Regions from separate parts of the Homo sapiens genome. Here region 1 is linked to region 2. The links are chromatin loops, found by intact Hi-C in ENCODE. Cell type or tissue: ascending aorta. All regions are shown on one strand. Links, peaks and the distances in the headings refer to the core of each region. The heading gives the core; the rest is flanking DNA. Region 1 has its middle 43 kb from the start of RBM11. Region 2 has its middle 250 kb from the start of USP25.

Region 1 (8,942 bases), core at 500-8,499, 1.2 Mb before region 2:
AGATATCAGGAATAAGGAAGTATCCAGGAGCAACTGCCAGTGTGATCTGTTATGTTATTTGCAGAAGGATCCCCTGGGCTGGTTTTCCTCTGCCCATCTCCTGTGGGATCCTCCTGTGGGGAGCAGCACCAAGGCGCTAGAACTCCAGGTGGATCTGCAAGAAGTGCATCACACTTACCACTGACCTTAGCAGGTGTTCTTTGTTTTTATTCCATTTATATTTACATTTTTATGATAGAAAACTATACTATTTGAATATCAATATTGTTACTAATTCTAGGGATGTGGACCAAACAGATAAATGTAATCAAAATGGTTTCATTTTATAAAATTTATTTTTTATTTCTAAGTCAATCATTTTAATAGGTATGTACTGGTATCTTACTGTGGTTTTAATTTACATTTTCCTAATGAATAACAATGTTGAATATCTTTTCATGGCTTTTTTGCCACCTGAATATATTTTCATTGGTCTGTTCAACTCATTTAAAAAAATTGGTTGTTTGTATTCTTAGTATTGGGTTTTGAGAGAATTCTTTTTATATTCTGGATATAAGTCCATTATAAGATGTGTAATTTGCAGATATTTTCTCCTAGCTGGTGCTTGTCTTTTCATTCTCTTAACATGTTGTTTGAAGAGCAGAAGTTTTGAATTTTACGAAGTCTAACATCAACTTTTTTCTTTAACTTTTATTTTAGCTTCCCAGGTACATGTGGAGGATCTCAGTTTTGTTACGTAGGTAAATATGTGCCATGGTGGTTTACCGCACAGAACAACCCAGCACCTAGCTATTTAGCTCAGCATCCATAAGCTATTCTCCCTGATGCTCTCCCTCCCGCCATCCACCCAAGACAGGCCCCAATGTGTGTTGTTCCCCACCATGTGTCCATATGTTCTCATCTTTCAGCTCCCACTTACAAGTGAGAACACATGGTGTGTGGTTTTCTGTTCCTGCATTAGTTTGCTGAGGAGAATGTCTTCCAGCTCCATCCATGTCCCTACAAAGGACATGATCTCATTCCTTTTTATGGCTGGATAGTATTCCATGGTGTATATGCGCCACATTTTCTTTATCCAGTCTATCATTGATGGGCATTTAGGTCGTTACCATGTCTTTGCTATTGTGGATAGTGCTGCCGTGAACATAATCATGCATGTGTCTTTATAATAGATTGATTTATATTCCTTTGGGCATATATCCAGTAATGGGTTTGCTGGGTCAAATGGTATTCTGCTTCTAGATTTAGAGGAATCATCACACTGTCTTTCAGAATGGTTGAACTAGTTTACATTCCCACCAACAGTGTAAAGGTGTTCCTTTTTCTCCACAACGTTGTCAGCATCTGCTACTTCTTAACAAAGATGGTTGTAGGTGTGTGGCCTTATTTCCCAGTTCTCTATTCTGGTCCATTGGTCTATATGTCTGTTTTTGCACCAGTACCATGCTGTTTTGGTTACTGCAGCCTTCACTTTACAAAATTTCTAACATATCTGAAGGGTTGCTAACTTCTCTTACAAGTTAGGGAAGTCAGTATACCATAAAGCACTTGGGTGATACTTTGTGCATTCCCTTAGAGAACTATTTCCTTAGAAATCCGAAGCCTGTCTCTGAGTCAGGGTAATTCTCTGTCACCTTGAAACTCACTTTTGGGTTCATTGTGATTCTGCATTCTGTCCCATTTCATGGCTTCCTAGGAAGAAAATATAAACTGGTTACTAATAGGCCTAGGGGGGAGTCCAAGAGTAGTGTTTGGTTTTGGAGGAATTCGCTTTTTTTTTTTGAGGCGGAGTCTCGCTCTGTCGCCCAGGCTGGAGTGCAGTGGCGCGATCTCGGCTCACTGCAAGCTCCGCCTCCCGGGTTCACGCCATTCTCCTGCCTCAGCCTCCCGAGCAGCTGGGACTACAGGCGCCCACCACCACGCCCGGCTAATTTTTTGTATTTTTAGTAGAGACGGGGTTTCATCGTGTTAGCCAGGATGGTCTCGATCTGCTGGCCTTGTGATCCGCCCGCCTCGGCCTCCCAAAGTGCTGGGATTACAGGCATGAGCCACCGCGATTCTCTTTTAAAGGTGAAAGCTGTTTGCCCTGAGAGAGTACTGGTCTCTTCCTCTCAAGGGGACTATACTGTTCTTATTTGGCCACTGAACTGATGGTTAAGTACAGTGGGTTAAGAGAACAAAAGGCCTAGAGATGTTACAGGGAATATGTTGTTCCCTCTGCTCATGTTTCTACTCTGTAGATATCCCAAAAGGGATTTTTTTTTTAAATTTTTTATTTCTATAGGTTTTTGGGGGAACAGGTGGTATTTGGTTATATGAGTAAGTTCTTTACTGGTGATTTGTGAGATTTATATTTAGAATTTATATTAATAAATATAAATTTATTTATACTATATATAATTAAATCTACATAGTAGATTTATATTTATGTAGATTTCTACTATAGTAGATCTATATAAGTTATAATATAAATATATAGAGATTTATATTAGATTTACCTAATAATTTATATTATAATAGATTTACACAAATAAATATCAATATATTAATAAATATACATTTATTAATCTACATAGTAGATTTATATTTGTACACATATATCCTATTGATTGTATTTCTCTGAAGAACACGGATGAATACGCTACTGATCTTATCATCCTTCCACCCTCACATTTGCCCATACTTTATACAACCGTTTGGTATTGCTATTTCACTCTTTAAGGGGTGTATCACAGGTTGGGTTCTACAGGAAGCAGACTCTGTGATGGAGTTTAGCATACAGTATGTTTCCTAGAGAATGCTCTTGGGATCGCCACCAGTGACAAGGAAGAGATGTGAGCAGCAATGGGCAGAGGAAAAGGTGAAGAGTGAAGGAGGCCACTGCCTCTTCATAATCGGAGCTATCCTGTTTTGCACTGAAGTGGTCTGGTCTTTGTACCCCAATGTCTACCAGTCATTTACTGTAGCCACCACAGAAGTGTGTGGCCTTTGGCCAGACTGCTCTTAGCAGCTGAGACAACCCTGTGAGGACTTGGCAACTAAAGGCTCTCTGCTGGCACCTATCCCAGCAAACTTTGGGGTGACAAATCCTCCTTGAAGGTTGTCTGGGTGGTGCAGCTTCATGTCCCCCACTGGGTCATTCCCTGATTGCTTTTATTACAGATTCTCTCCCTGCAGTTTTTCTTTGTTTCTTTCTTTTTTTTTTTTTTTTTTTTGAGACTGAGTGTCACTCCTGTCGTCCAAGTGGGAGTTCAATGCAATGGCGCGACCTCAGCTCACTGAAACCTCCGCCTCCCGGGTTCAAGCGATTCTCCTGCCTGTAATCCCAAGTAGCTGGGATTACAGCCACCTGCCACCATGCCCAGCTAATTTTTTGTATTTTTAGTAGAGACAGGGTTTCAGTATGTTGGCCAGGCTGCTCTCGAGCTACTGACCTCAGGCGATCCACCTGCCTTGGCCTCCCAAAGTGCTGGGATTACAGGCGTGAGCCACCGCGACCAGCCCCTCCCTGCAGTTTTGAAAGAGAACTTATTCATAGTTACTACCTATAGTATTGATGGAGAATTTATCAATAGTTCCTATCTGAAGTTTTGAAATAGAACTTATTGATAGTTTCCCAAATTCTGGCTCCTTCTGGGAAACATCTAACCTCCTCCTTTTTTTCTCCAGTTGGATCTCTTGAGATTCCTCTATATCACCTTCTTTCCCCCCGGAATTACTCCCTAGCTTGCTTCTTGAAACTAAGTCGGTCTAGGTATGTTCTTTGAGTTCTAGTCCCCTTTTCTCTCTCATTATGGGTCTAGTTTAGCTTCTGAATACTCAAACACCCTCTGTATCTTGAAGTTTTAGCACTCAGCCAGCTTGTCCTCTGTTGTTTCTTAGAGCTAACCCTGTTATCTGAGTCAGAATCCATCTCTACAAAAAATACAAAAATTAGTCAGGCGTGGTGGTGCGTGCCTGCAGTGGTGGTGCATGCCAGCTACTTGTGGAGTTGAGGTGGGAGGATCACTTGAGCCTGAGAGATCGAGGCTGCAGTGAGCCATTTTCACCCCACTGCACTCCAGCCTGGGTGATAAAAAGAGAGCTCCTGTCTCCAAAACAAAACAAAACAAACAAAAAAACAGTCCAACTACCAACTATATGTGACTTACAATAAACCAACTAATGGAAAAGGAAAGGTATACTGAAATATTGAAAGTAACAAAATATAAAATCATACACCATGCAAACATAAACCAAACAAACAAAAGCTGGTATAACTTTATTGATATCAGGAAATAGAGACTTTAAAGCAAACATTATTACACACGTGATAAAGAGGGCACTTGAAAATAATTGAAGATTCAATTCACTAGTTTGAAATAAATTTAATGTTGTGTGTACTTCATATCATATTCTCAAAACACATAAAGGGAAAAGTGCCAAAAGCACAAGGAAAAATACCCAAATTCACAATCACAGCAAAAGATTTTACACACTTTTATGCATAATGGAAAAAGCAAGCATACAGACAAATTCATAAGAGATTTAGACAAATTGAACAATGCAATTAGTGAATTCAATATCTTTGTTTATCTTTCTATATCCATCTGACTGCCACCCCACAAACAAGAACACTGCACAGTTAGAGACGGAAACTTATACAAGGTCATAGAGCAAGTCATTAAAAATTGTAGAGTTTTAAATCATATGTATATCAAAGGTTGGTAAAATATGGACCAGAGGCCACCTCTAGCCTGCTGCCTCTTTTTGTAATAAACTTTTATTGTAATAATACAGCCTCACTCATTCCATTACTATTGTCTGTGGTTGCTTTCATACTACAATGGCAGAGTTAAGGAATTGTGTCAGAGACCTAATGTTCCCAAGATTTGGGGTTCTGCTAACTTAGTGATCTTGGTTTCCAAGGGAGGAATGCTTCCACCAGAGATGCTTTAATATGGTTCCATTAAACTGGAAGCTGAGCCCACACGTGGCCACTTGGAGCTCCCCATGCTAGTAAATCAACAGGAAAAGAAGAAAATGAATGTTATGGCTGGGAAATTAATTCTGACTATCTGGAGGATATGGATTGCTACTACAAAAAGCGCTGAAATAGAAGTAGGTCTAATCCACAGTGAGTTGGTTGTTATTTAATCTGTCCAGTAGATGGTGCCAAAGTAATATTCGTAGATGATTAGGCATTCTCACAGGCTATTCCAAGATGAAGATTTGTTCCCACAGCCAACCATCCTTTTTTGCCTTGGAAAGGTGAAGTCTACATTTGCAATTGCTAATGCCAGCTGGACAGCCCCCTGCCTATATATTGAAACTGGATGGTAGTGCTAGTTTTACTTTTGGTATTGAAAGAACAAAGGTCAAACCATTATCTTAGAGCTTTTATAGCCCTTTACTGATAAGTTTTTACGAAATCATAAAATAAACATATTCTGAAATTAAATCAGAAAGTGTTGTGAACATGAAGTCAACAATTTACAGTCATATATCATATTTTTAATTTTAGAGGCTATTTGAAAGGTGTGCTCTATTTTAAATTCACACTACATACACTGTTTTTTCCCAGTGTTAGCCTTCAATCCTAAACAAGAGCACTTGTTAAGTACTGTTTGATCTTTTATAGAGGCTGTTCCATCAGCTGAATAGTCAAGACGCTGTAAAGGGTTTCAGTTTAAATTTACAAAGCTATACATAATAAAAATCATTTGCTAAGCAAAGTAGAAGAAAAGTCAAAACATAAAAGGATTTAATTGTTTTTGGCAAAATGGTTGAGAGCACAGACTCTGGAGAGAAAAAAAATCTGGATTCCAATGCTTGTTCTGTATGATCTGGGACAAAGTTCTCAGGTTTTATTCTGAACCTTTTGTTTCCTCAGCTATATAATGCAGGTAATAATGGTTTCTTCCTCATAACTTTGCTCTAAGATAACATGAGTACAAATCCCTGGGAATATGCTTAGCATGTAAGTCCTAAATAAATGCTAACAATATTAATTATATTATCATTATTTAACAAATGTTGAACTTTGTGAACTCATGTCTAAAATATCAAAATTTTAATGTGTAATTTGGACCTTTCATCTACAGTAAATTTGTCTTTTTTGTTTTTAAAATATCTATGGAAACCATCTTTTGTTATAGAATGCAATGCTGTCTTCCATTTAAATAGCATGACACTGAGTATATTTAATTGAATTTGAATGGATTTCAATTAAATCAGGATTTAATTTGTAAATCAGACAATTTACTCATTCTTTTCTCTGAATGACACATTCTGGTTCAACAGACCAATATTTATATTCTTGAAAATTTAAATATAGTTGCAAATTTTGTATTAAAATATAATAAATATTTCAGAACTCATACCTCATGGATTTCAAATAAGGCATCCTACAATATAGTTCCGTTGATTCTGTAGCTACAATCAGACACGCGTTTTGTTCGAGTTCTAAAAGTTTGCTCGAGCCAACTTTAATGGGACCACTGAAACTTCCCAACAGTTTCATTTACAGAGGTTGCTGCACCTGTGCTACATTGAGAACATATCAATAAAGCCTTGACAACTTTGAGACAGCCAATTAAAAAGAGCTCCCCAGAGAATCTCCAATCGGCCTGTGCACTGGGAGGACAGAGTGGAGCCTTGGGAAGTTCCCCCCATTTGCAGGGGGAAGGAACCTGGTCCCTCCTCTTCCTGTGAAGTAACCTGGGATTCTATTTGTGAGATGGGGGCCTGTTAACAGGAACCCCTCTTGTTTTACTGTATTATTTTCCTTTTTGCCCAATAAATTCCATAATCCCCGCACCCTTCAAAGTGTCTGTGAGCCTAATCTTTCCTGGTCCTGTGACCAGGAAACAACCCAATTTTTAGCTGAACTAAGGAGAAAGTTTAGTAAGGAAATTATAGTCTACCAAAGGATTAAACATATTTTGATGCAATAATCATTGAAATCTTATTTATTATATTGGCATAAAATTATATCAATGAAAAAATAGAAGTTTCAGAAATAGACACAATGGATTATGATAATTTAGAATATAAAGAAGTACACATTGAATATTGGTGAGCTGAAGAAAGTTCAGAAATAGACACAATGGATTATGATAATTTAGAATATAAGGAAGTACACATTAAATATTGGTGAACTGAATAGTATTTAATCAATACTGTGATAAATGAATTGTTCAGAAAAGACTAGATGCACACATTTTAACATATTAAAAAATAAATTCTAGAAAGATTAAAAGGGCAATTTTTTAAATCAAATGTTAAGAAAACCAATCTTTTCAAAAATTCTGCAAGAGTTTTAGTGCTATTTGCATAGTATGACTGGGAAAGTTTATCTGAAAAAAGTTAAATGGCCTGCCTGGGCCACAATGTTAATTAGCAGAAGAGCAAGGAATCAAATACAAATTGATTTGAACATAAAACCTACAATTGTTGATTAAAATTCTATATAAATTACTTAGAAGAGTCCTCAGCGTGTTTTAGACTAGATAACCTTATTATTAGTGGTGGTGATGTCATCATCACTATCATTATTACCCACAGAGCAGGAAGATGAGTGTAAAGTTAAGTGAAATAAATGTATCAATTTATAAATAAATAACATTCTGGGGACAATGTAAGTTACTAGTATGCTTTTGGATAATGTTGCCAAAGGTTAAGCAGAACCATTAGAATGCTGAAACCTCCTGAACTAGTAATTCTTTGTAATTCATTTCAAAGTAATAAAAAGAAGTGAGTAAAAACACTTCTGCACAAAGAAGCTTATGTCATAGTAAAAACTTGGAAATAATAAGATGTTGAATAATTGACATTATTAAATTATGCTACATTAGCATAATAAAATATTAGGTAGTTATTTTTAATGATAATTATGGGGATAATGCAGGAAAACTATTTGTGAAACCTAAAAATGGAAAAAAATAAATGTAAACATGGTAAAATTGTAACTAAATGCAATAATAGAGCTTATTTAAGAACTGGAGCACAGAAAATTACACATAGAGTTGTCATGGGGTGGAGGTGAGGATAGAGTTTAGGCGATCTTTTTCTTTGCTCTTTTTAATGTTTTCAAATGTTTTTATAAAATAGGCAGTAATACATTTAGGCAATTTGCTTAATATGTTCATGGATATAATTATAATTTCCAAATATAAATGTAAGTATATTTGGCTAAGTTCAAAATAATGTGAGCTTTAATTAATTGTTTCAGCGATTTCAAAGAGAGAAATTCAACATGTTAAATAATATAGGTTTTCAGATTTCTCTTTCTTTTTGTTCAAATTTGGAAAGTTTTTTTATCCTTAAATTAATTCTCAATTAATAATCATTGAGGGAGAAACTGTATCTATATTTTTATAGGAATCTTCTTTAATGAAGGTTAATCACTTTGGTAGTCTTTGAAGAATTTAAAGACTTTTCCGACTTCTCTCTCTGTTCACTAATGTGCAATTTTGAAAGCCAAATTAATGAAACTCTTCCTTGCATAGCTCATCCTTATCCCATAAATTCATCTAGTTAAAGTAAATAGGAAGATAATGACTACATTCTTGTGTCATAACCACCACCTTTGCTTTAATATATAAAGATCGATGGTGAGTCGAAGTATGAGAACATTGACCAAGGAGGAGGCTGGAAATGAGGTTGAAATTGTGAACTAACCTGTTGTGACCTTTTTTTTAAACCTTTACAGTACACATGATTTTATTGTGTCTACTTCTATACTTAAAAGATATTAGCTTTAATTTGAAATGATTTTTTAAATGATAAGACTCCTTTGTCAATCGTCATCCTTGACTGAATTCCATCTGCTGTTCCTAATACGATAATTCGTTGGATCTAAGATGTCAATGATTGTGAGCCTTATCATTATTTCCTGAACTACTAAGAAAAAAATCTACAAATTAAACTATAACCAACAATGCTTTCTTGTCTATGAGATG
Region 2 (8,942 bases), core at 739-8,738:
TCTCACAAAATTTTACCAGGAACAGGTTGCTTAGTCCAGCTTAATTTAAAAGTCAGAAAAGTATAATTTCCCCTTTGTGCCAGGGAGATGAGGATAACCAGCTTGGGATAAGCACCAGAAGTTACTAACACAGTTCTTTTTATTTTATTTCACAATATACTTTTTGCTGTTTCTTATCAAATAAGTATTCATGCACACTTATTATTCTGGGCCATGAAGTAGCAATGTATTACTAGGCAGAAGCAGTATGGTACCATGTTCTTGTTGGGAATATCATCATTTAACCCTCAACATTGTTGCAGTGGGGTAAATTAAGCTGCCAAGGGCTTAATGTTTTTCTCCTAGGATTTCCTGTTGAGTTTTGGTATCTAGAGACTGATGGGGATTAGCTTTGCATGCTCCCGCTTAGTCTTCTTGCATGTGGGAATTTGGGAGCAATTAATGTCATCTCTGATGACAGAGGAAATTAACTCTGTGTGTTAGCTATGTTGATAGAACATACTCAAAGGTTCAGATGGCAGTCTGAACTTCTGAACTTTTGGGAGCTAAATACACACTTAATTCTTTAGAGATCCCTGAAGACACAAATTAAAGAGGGTGAATTAAAAGAAAAAAGTGTTTCCAGTTTTTATAGGAGGAGCTTTGAAGTCACCATGGAATGAGTCTGAGAATCTCTACAGTATCTGTATACTGTAGGAAGAGGAGTTAAAGTCAGATCATTGGTGAAGTGGAAGGTTCTCACGTGAGAGGCAGGTACTGAGATGGCGGAAAGAGCAAAGCTGCTGGAAATTGGGGCAGTGGATCAATAGTGGGGGATGGATGTGGGACAAGCAGACGTGATCTCAATCATGAAATGTGATTTTGGAGCATGATAGTTTTACGGGTCCTTAAATCTGTCCCAATTTATCCTTTTCTCATGGAAATAACGAGCGCACTATTTGTCTTTTGAATCCATTATACAGAGTGAGTGCAACATTTCAGGTCAAAAGAAGATCTGTTCCCATAGACTGAACTACCATGTTCTTTTTCCTAATGATAATTCTAGTGAAAATAAAACAACAGCAAAATGTGTGTGTATTAATGAATGTGTGTGATCTGAGCACATACAACACAAGTACAACTAGATATAAAATAGGTAAGCAGACAAAACCTTCAGTGAGGGTTTCCATTATGATGCAACATAGGAAGTAGCTATAGTGTAATCTGTAGAAGCAACAAAATGTAGCATTTATTTCATCCCTTCTATGCTGCATGCCAATGGCAGACAATGTTAAAGGAGCACAGCTCTCTGTTCTATGAAGCCCAGGCCAGGCCTCAGCATCCTTGTCAACCCAGCACTGGAAGTAGCCACTATATAAACAAATAAACAATCAAATTTTGCACTCGATTTGAGAGCTACTTTCTATCAAACACCAGCAAAAGATTTCTGAATTTTGAATGGTGGTGAAAACTCTCCAGAGATTTTTTCCTTTTCACTAAAAGCCTGGTGAGATTATGCGTTTCCTTTTTGCTTTCTTTTCTTACTCTCCTCTGTCTTTTCTTGAAAAAAAAAATGTACTAAGCACTAACCACAAGAACCTGCATGTGTCAGGTGCTGGAGATAAAATTGTGAACAAGGCACAGTGGGAAAATTCTAAGTAATGTCCAGCACTCATAACCAGTCACTTCTGGAAAGATTTTCTTCACTTTGCTGAAAGCTATATGAATCCAGTTTCATCCTACCATGTGGCAATTTCTACCCTTCTCTACCCCCACCACCCCAGTTTAAACTATATCATCTATTGCCTGGACTGCTGTAGGAGCCACCTTGGTAAATCTCTACATTCACTCGGATCCTATCCAATCCATCTTCTGCACAGGAGTCAGAGCAATTACATACAGGGTCTTGTGATTCTCGTGCTTAAAACGCTCCACTGGATTTCCCCGGCTCTTTAGATGGAAGCCAACACTCCTAACACGGCGGCCAAGGCCCTGTGTAATTTGTTCCATACCTGTTTATTCAGCTTCATCTACCACCCCTCTCTTCTTCACTGTCTGTTATCCAACCACAATGTTTTTCCATTTCTCAAACTTACCCTTTCTGCCTTGCAGCTTTGTAGCCTGCAATACTATTTTCCCACTTTGCCTTCTAGTTAACTCTGTCATCTTTTAAGTTTCAGTTCAGAATTCACTTCACCTACTGCACACCCAGCTACTTTTGTATTAATTTCATGGTATCATGTACCTCTCCTTCTTTCATCACATTTAATGATAATTCATGTTGTCTGTTTGATTATTTGATTAACCTCTGCCTGCCTCATTAGCCTATTAGCTCAATGATGACATAATGATTGCAAGGAAAATGTCTGCTGTGCTCTTAAGTGTGTTTGAGCGTGTGTGCACGCACGTCTAGCACATAGTAGATGCTCAACAAATACTAGTGGCATGGAGGCAGGAGGAAACAACTCACTGGTTGCATGAATGAACAAATAAAGATAGGAGTGTTCCTGTCCCCAGACCTTACAATCTAATGGGAAACAGATAATAAATAGACAATTTGAAGACAGTTTGATGAGTTCTGTGAGAAGACAAGTATAGTGTGCTACATGCAAACATAAGAGGGATACTGAATTCCAATTTGAAGGGGCTACTATAGTAGAGATGAAGAGGAATTATATAATCAAGAGTTACAATAGACATATTTACAGAAATGGAGCAGTTTCACATATCCAGCCCTTGCGGGGCTATGTATAGTAGTAAATAAGAACAGAAATACAAGCTGTGGAAATTCTGCTGCAAAGGCTGTATTTTAAAGTCTGAACTCTAAATGGTTGCAAACAGAGAGAGACTGAGAATTCTTCCAATTAGCACATCTGTCTTGACTCAGGAAGTGACTACACTGAGGCAGATCCACATAAAAACAGAGAACACAGAGGGAAGTCAACCTATGATTAAAAAAAAAAATTCAAATAATGACACAGTAAGAGGATCAGGGTCAAAACTGAAGATACTTTCCCCCTAAGCTGTGCATAGCTAGAAAAGATTAGTAGGGGCTGGGGGCAGTGGCTCACACCTGTAATCTCAGCACTTTGGGAGGCCGAGGTGGGCAGATCCCAAGGTCAAGATATCGAGACCATCCTGGCCAACGTGGTGAAACCCTGTCTCTACTAAAAATACAAAAATTAGCTAGGCGTGGTGGCAGGTGCCTGTAGTCCCAGCTATTCTGGAGGCCGAGGCAGCAGAATCGCTTGAAACCAGGTGGTGGAGGTTGCAGTGAGCCAAGATCGTGCCACTGCACTCCAGCCAGGCAACAGAGTGAGACTCCGTCTCAAAACAAAAAAAGAATGTAGAAAAGATTAGTAGGGGACCCAGGGATCTCATTTTAGTTAAAGCTGAGCACGGTTTCTGGGCATTTCATACATGTATGCATAGATATGCTTTATATGCATAATTGAATAAATTAAATATAGTTTATTGTAAATTACAGATGGGTCATTCTGAAGTAATCTTCTTTATTGCCGTTGCGAAGTCTCAATTAAAAAAAAATTAGTTACTGTTAAACATATATTTGGACACAAACAAATCCAAACAGCACATGCAGTTGAACTCCTGGATAGCCAAGCCAAGCAGCTCACGTTAGAGGACTGTGCTTGAAGAAGATCTGTTCCTGATGGTGAGCGGACCACATGTCATTCACAAGTACGTATACCCTTCAAATAGCTTTGCTATAGATTTGCCATGTAGCTTTCAAGGCCAGAGAAAGGGGGTCCCCTGAGGGTCTTTCTTTTTTTTTTTTTTTTAATAATGGAGCCCATGAACACTAGTGCAGAATGTAAATGTGAAGTCACAGAACCCATTTTTCCTAACTGTGATCACCCAGATTTTGCTGTAGGGTAGCAAATGACTGCAGATTCCAGGGGGAGAAGCCAAACAGCTCTCACTACCCTGAAAAAATGGAAGTCAGAAAAAGCATTCAACAATGTCACCCTGCTGCAAGCATGTTAGGAGCTGTCCCCAGAGACCTCATCTTCCTCTTCATCCTCAGCAAAGAAAATTAAATGTCACTAGTGAGCACAGAACCTCCCTCATTTCACCATTATCTTCTCTTTTCTAAAGATGCTTTATGTCCTTTCTGAAAGTACTAAAGAAATCCTTAATGATATCTAGAAATAATGTTTCTTTCTTGCACCCAGAATTTTCCTGCTCTTTGGAAAGTAACACTTCACTCTTTTTTTTTTTCTGAATTATTATTTACAGGGCAAGTTGACATTTTAGGACACAAATCAGATTATCAAGTTTAGTCTTGGTGAAATCACCTTATTATTTGTAAGAAATACCTGTCTTCAGTTAAAGCATGGGTAATCATTAATGATAAATATAATGTTATTTAATATGTGGTATGTAATTGGAGAGTGCCATAGGTGAGTGCAGACAGAAATAAACTAGTTTTCAAACTAACTGGCTCTACTCCATCTAGCTATGTGTCCCTAAATAAAGCACTTAACTGCTCTGTGCCACAAGAGTTTGCCACAAAACACAAAACTAGTAGAATCCTAAAGATCTCAAAAAGCCTGTATGTTTAAAAGAATGTCACTGTAACTTTGGGAAACTTTAAGGCACTGAACATGTTCGATATCATCAGAAGCTAGAAAAAATGATTAGGATTTTTCCTTTAAACTTTATACATTTGTGTTTTGTCTTGGTTTTGAGTATTTAGTGTTTTTTTCATTTTTAAATGAGCTTTGTAGTTAGTGCATTGGCCCTCAGGAACGATAATTTATTGTTTTTGTTTTATTTTAGGTTAAAGTAAAATTATGAGACTTCATATATTTCTGAGTGACTTAAGACTGTTCACTGGGAAACCACAGCTTGTGCACGATAGCACTGTGCTTGTATCAAGTGACCTCAGAGCTTTCCTGCATAGAATCCTTCCCCAATGCTCTTAATTTTCTGCGCTTGCAGGCAGGCCTTAGGCATCTTTCTGACCATCCTCGCGTATCCCAGAGTGGGCCTCGGTCTTTGCAGAGGTGTACCACCGCCCTCTGCTGGACAGATTGCAGCAAGTAGCCTCAGAGTCCCTTCTCAAGTGTGGGTTTCCTGCCCCGCCTCTCCTACACCATCAGACCTGAGTGGACATGTACAGTCTTCACAAAGGGTTAGGTGAAATTGATAATTTTAGAGGTTTGGGTATTTTACTAAAGATGCTTTGAGTAACATGATAAACAAGCATCTGACTTTTTAACTTGGGATTTTCAATGATACTCATTACAAACTGACTAGCATTCACATTTTGGAACACTCATTCCTTTTGACTGATTCAGCACACTTCGCCAGGTATTCTCCAATCAGAGAACTATTTTTATCTCACATGAATTAGAAGAGATGGTTCCTAACAGATAAAGATGATATTCCAATGAGATAAACCTTCTCCTTCTGAGTTAATTAGACATTGACTGGTAGGCTGTATTCTCAATCATTTTGCCATCAAATATTTTTTGAAAACCTACTACACACCCAGAAATCTTTTAAGTGTCAGGGATATAGCAAGAAATACAATACTTTAAAAAGATATATGCCAGTCACCTTGTATCTATTTCTGACCTGCTGAAATATAAGTTCTAATGGGAATACAACTAGAGTGACCAACCGTCTTGGTTTTCTCAGGATTCACAGGCTTCCTAGGATGCGATATTTTCAGTGCCAAAACAAGTACCAGGAAAATTGAAGGAGTTGGTTATGGTAAATACATCTCTACCATAAAAGATTGTAAACTACACTAGCATTTATTGAAAAATAGCCTTTCAATAGTGTTAGGTTCATCCTTAATACTATTCCTCTGAATAGTTTCTTCTCATTAAAAATGTGTTGCAATTTATAAATTACATAAAAATTAGTCTATTGAATTGTTGTTTGCAGAGCATTTTCTTATATACAAAAGAGCTGAGCAAACCTAAAATCATAAATTCAAATTTGCTCTGTGAAAGCCAAGCAAAGTAAATACCGGAAAAGCCAACCTCAATCTTGTAAGATGCAGAAAGAGCTTAGATTACCTATGCAGAGACACTTTAGAACAAAAGGGGAAATTAAAACCAGGAAAAGGTATTTATTAATGAAATCCCTGAGAAAGACAAACTATCAATCAGGTGATAACAAACGATAAAAGCTTAAAACTGGAAGATCCTAAAATTCACCCATTTTCTATCCAAACAAAACATTTTCTCCAGGATTTTGATGTTATTTATTAAAGCTTGAATACATCTTCTGACATATTATTCCAAAAAAAATTAGTCTTTATTTCTCACCAATAATTGTTTCCCATATTTTATTTAAATATGATCCTCTTAATTTTCTTAATTTTGCTTTAGATAATTTTTTAAAAAATATATAACTTCATATATCCATGTGTCGTTAGAACTAAAACTAAAATTCAATATTATTTTCTGCTTGACATCTGCTAAGAATGGAGGGTCTCAAATGGTCTAACTGCAAGTTCCCCTCCTCACTTTGCTTGTGAGAATAAAGCTCCCTAACTGAATAACTCTCCTTAGTGAGGTGACCAGGCACAATTTCTGCCTATTACTGGGGAGTAGGTTTCAGTTCCCAGCTAGCCTATGGATTTATTCAAACAAGCCAATCACGTCGTCTTGTGGGAACCAGGACATCATGCCCTCTTGATACTACAAAGCCTGCTCCCACAGCCCCTGGTTGTTCACTCTGTTCCTGGTGATATACTCCCTGGCATGCAGTGTCCTCCTCTCCTGGGCTGTGAGTATATGTGACTAATAAATTGCTGTCTATCCCATCTGTCCAGCACCAGGTATTGTGTATATGGCCATCACCTTAGCCCTAGCGTGGAAATCCCTTCCTCACTAATGGGGTAAAGAGGAGTCCATTAAAACAACCCATACCTATGATATCTTATACAATGCTACACAATTCTCCTCAGTCTTCTATTTTCCAGTGGTTTCCACTCTTATCCTGCAAAATCACTGCTGAGGTGAAGCTAGAAAATCATTGAAGTATAACAAGACATTGAAATAGGCATACTTTTTGATTGAGTGCAAATGAGGCTCTTATAATCACTGTTGAGAGATGAGTAAACTCAAAGCTTTTAAGAAGCTAGTTGCTTCATAAGAACTATAAGTGACGATTGGGGGGACTAGTATTCAGAAATTTTTGTAGACAAAGAAAAGTTGAAGGAAAAATATGCATTTGTTTAGCAAAGATTCTATTTTTTAAAAATCCAGTTCTAAATTTTATATGCTAAATGAGAAGCTGCTGTGTATGTTCACAAATCTACAGATAATTTCCTTCTCTGTTTTTATAAATGGTTTAATTCTTCTTTCAAACCTAAACTTATATGCCAGAAGTTGTAAGAACAACAAAAAAAAGCGACCATCCGAGTTTTAATACCTTACTTTGCTCCTACTCCCTGTGAAATAAAGAAATTGATAAGCAATGGACTGGTTACAGGTGGACATTAAGAATTATTCATAGAAAGTTAGCAGTGGAAAGGACATGAGGAACTCCCCAGCCCAACCATCCAGCTCTCACTGAATTAATGGATGTGAAAATGAGGTTCAGTAAATTGTCTGTGTGTCAGATGTCAGTGTCAGGCTCTCTAATTCTCAGCCCATTTCTTTTTCAGCACCCTTTGCCCCTCCCCCCACTTAAAATTAATTGAAAATTGACTAAAGAGCTTGGCCAGGTTCCTAATGTGGTAGCTTAGCATATTCACTGAATTGCAATGTAATGCATTAAGAAAGTCGTTCCTTTCTTACCCTGGTTCAGACACATTTCTCTGAGAATCTGAAGGACCAATACAAGATATGCCAATTAGAGAGTTCAGAATTTATGACGTCCATGGATTAACTAATCAATAATGCTACTTGGTATATTTCAAATTTAACAGAATTTGAAATGGCCTATGGTTACATATCAAGGAGGCATAATTATACAACATATCAAACATCTGTAGGATCAGCCCAGACTAGAACTTACCTATGCATATTTCCTGCATGCATGTGACAGTGTACACTACAAAGAATAAAGTCACCCAGTGGAAGCAAGAAGTACAAATCCAAACTGAACTGAAAATAGAGCTCTAGGAAGCCTCAGAAGCAAGAAGCTATTGCACAAGATGGATCCTTGGTTGAGAAGGGGATTCTTTGCAAGGTTAGACTAGATGAGACCAACCAGCTCAAATAAGTTGAATTAAAGGATAGACCAAATAGCTAGGAGAACTTACACACACATGCACACACACACATGCACACATGCATGCGTGCACACACACAGGCACACGTGCATGCATGCACACACACGCACACACATGCACACACCCATGTGCACACACACACGCACACATACACAAGTACACACACGCATGTGCGCACGCACACACATTCTTTTTTAGAAATTACGCAACTCAGAAATGCATCTCTAAATTATAGGGAGAAGAGAGGAAAAAAATACAGGTTTTGTGTATCCTGGCATCTCCAGAAAATATTGAAAAATGAAGACAGAAGTTCAGTTATTTTTTATCATATAGATGTTTTCCTTTTTCGAATTCCACATTAGGTTATGAAATTCTACTCTTCGGGATTAGAAGAGTAGAATCATATAGATGTTTTCCCTTTTTGAATTCCACATTAGGTTATGAAATTCTACTCTTTGGGAAAATTGCAAAATAAAATGAGAGTAATTTCATGGACCTTCAACCGTGATGAAATTCTTACCTTGAAAAGCTAAGAACAGTAAAGTAAATGATTGAGCAGGTAGGGCCTCCACAAGTGGAAGACTTTCCCAGCCAAATATCAGCAACAGCCAAAAAGACTAGGCCATTTCCAAAAAACTAACTCAACAATTAATAGTGATTTATTACTCAGGAACCTGACATTAATTAAAGCAAATTTAGCAGTATCCTTATCACTTGAAGTTGATGTTATTGCAGTTGGCTGGAA

The links. A loop is a pair of places that touch in the nucleus more often than their neighbours do. Peaks named below come from ENCODE experiments on the same cell type or tissue, not always from the same donor. Only the 100,000 strongest peaks of a DNase experiment are listed, where the experiment ranks them.
Region 1: a loop joins it to region 2, with 13 times the contacts of the local background. A loop is called at or near these places in 35 of 110 quality-filtered maps.

Annotation. Positions count from the first base shown.
Region 1 is chr21:14,254,729-14,263,670 of GRCh38, forward strand. No RefSeq gene overlaps it. Among named protein-coding and RNA genes, the nearest start is that of RBM11, 43 kb to the left of the region's middle. In ascending aorta, for the core only: a CTCF peak has its summit at 5,148 (motif pointing right); no DNase peak of the experiment used is centred there.
Region 2 is chr21:15,478,345-15,487,286 of GRCh38, forward strand. No RefSeq gene overlaps it. Among named protein-coding and RNA genes, the nearest start is that of USP25, 250 kb to the right of the region's middle. RefSeq lists a silencer at 4,819-4,868. In ascending aorta, for the core only: a CTCF peak has its summit at 5,027 (motif pointing left); a DNase peak (open chromatin) is centred at 5,027.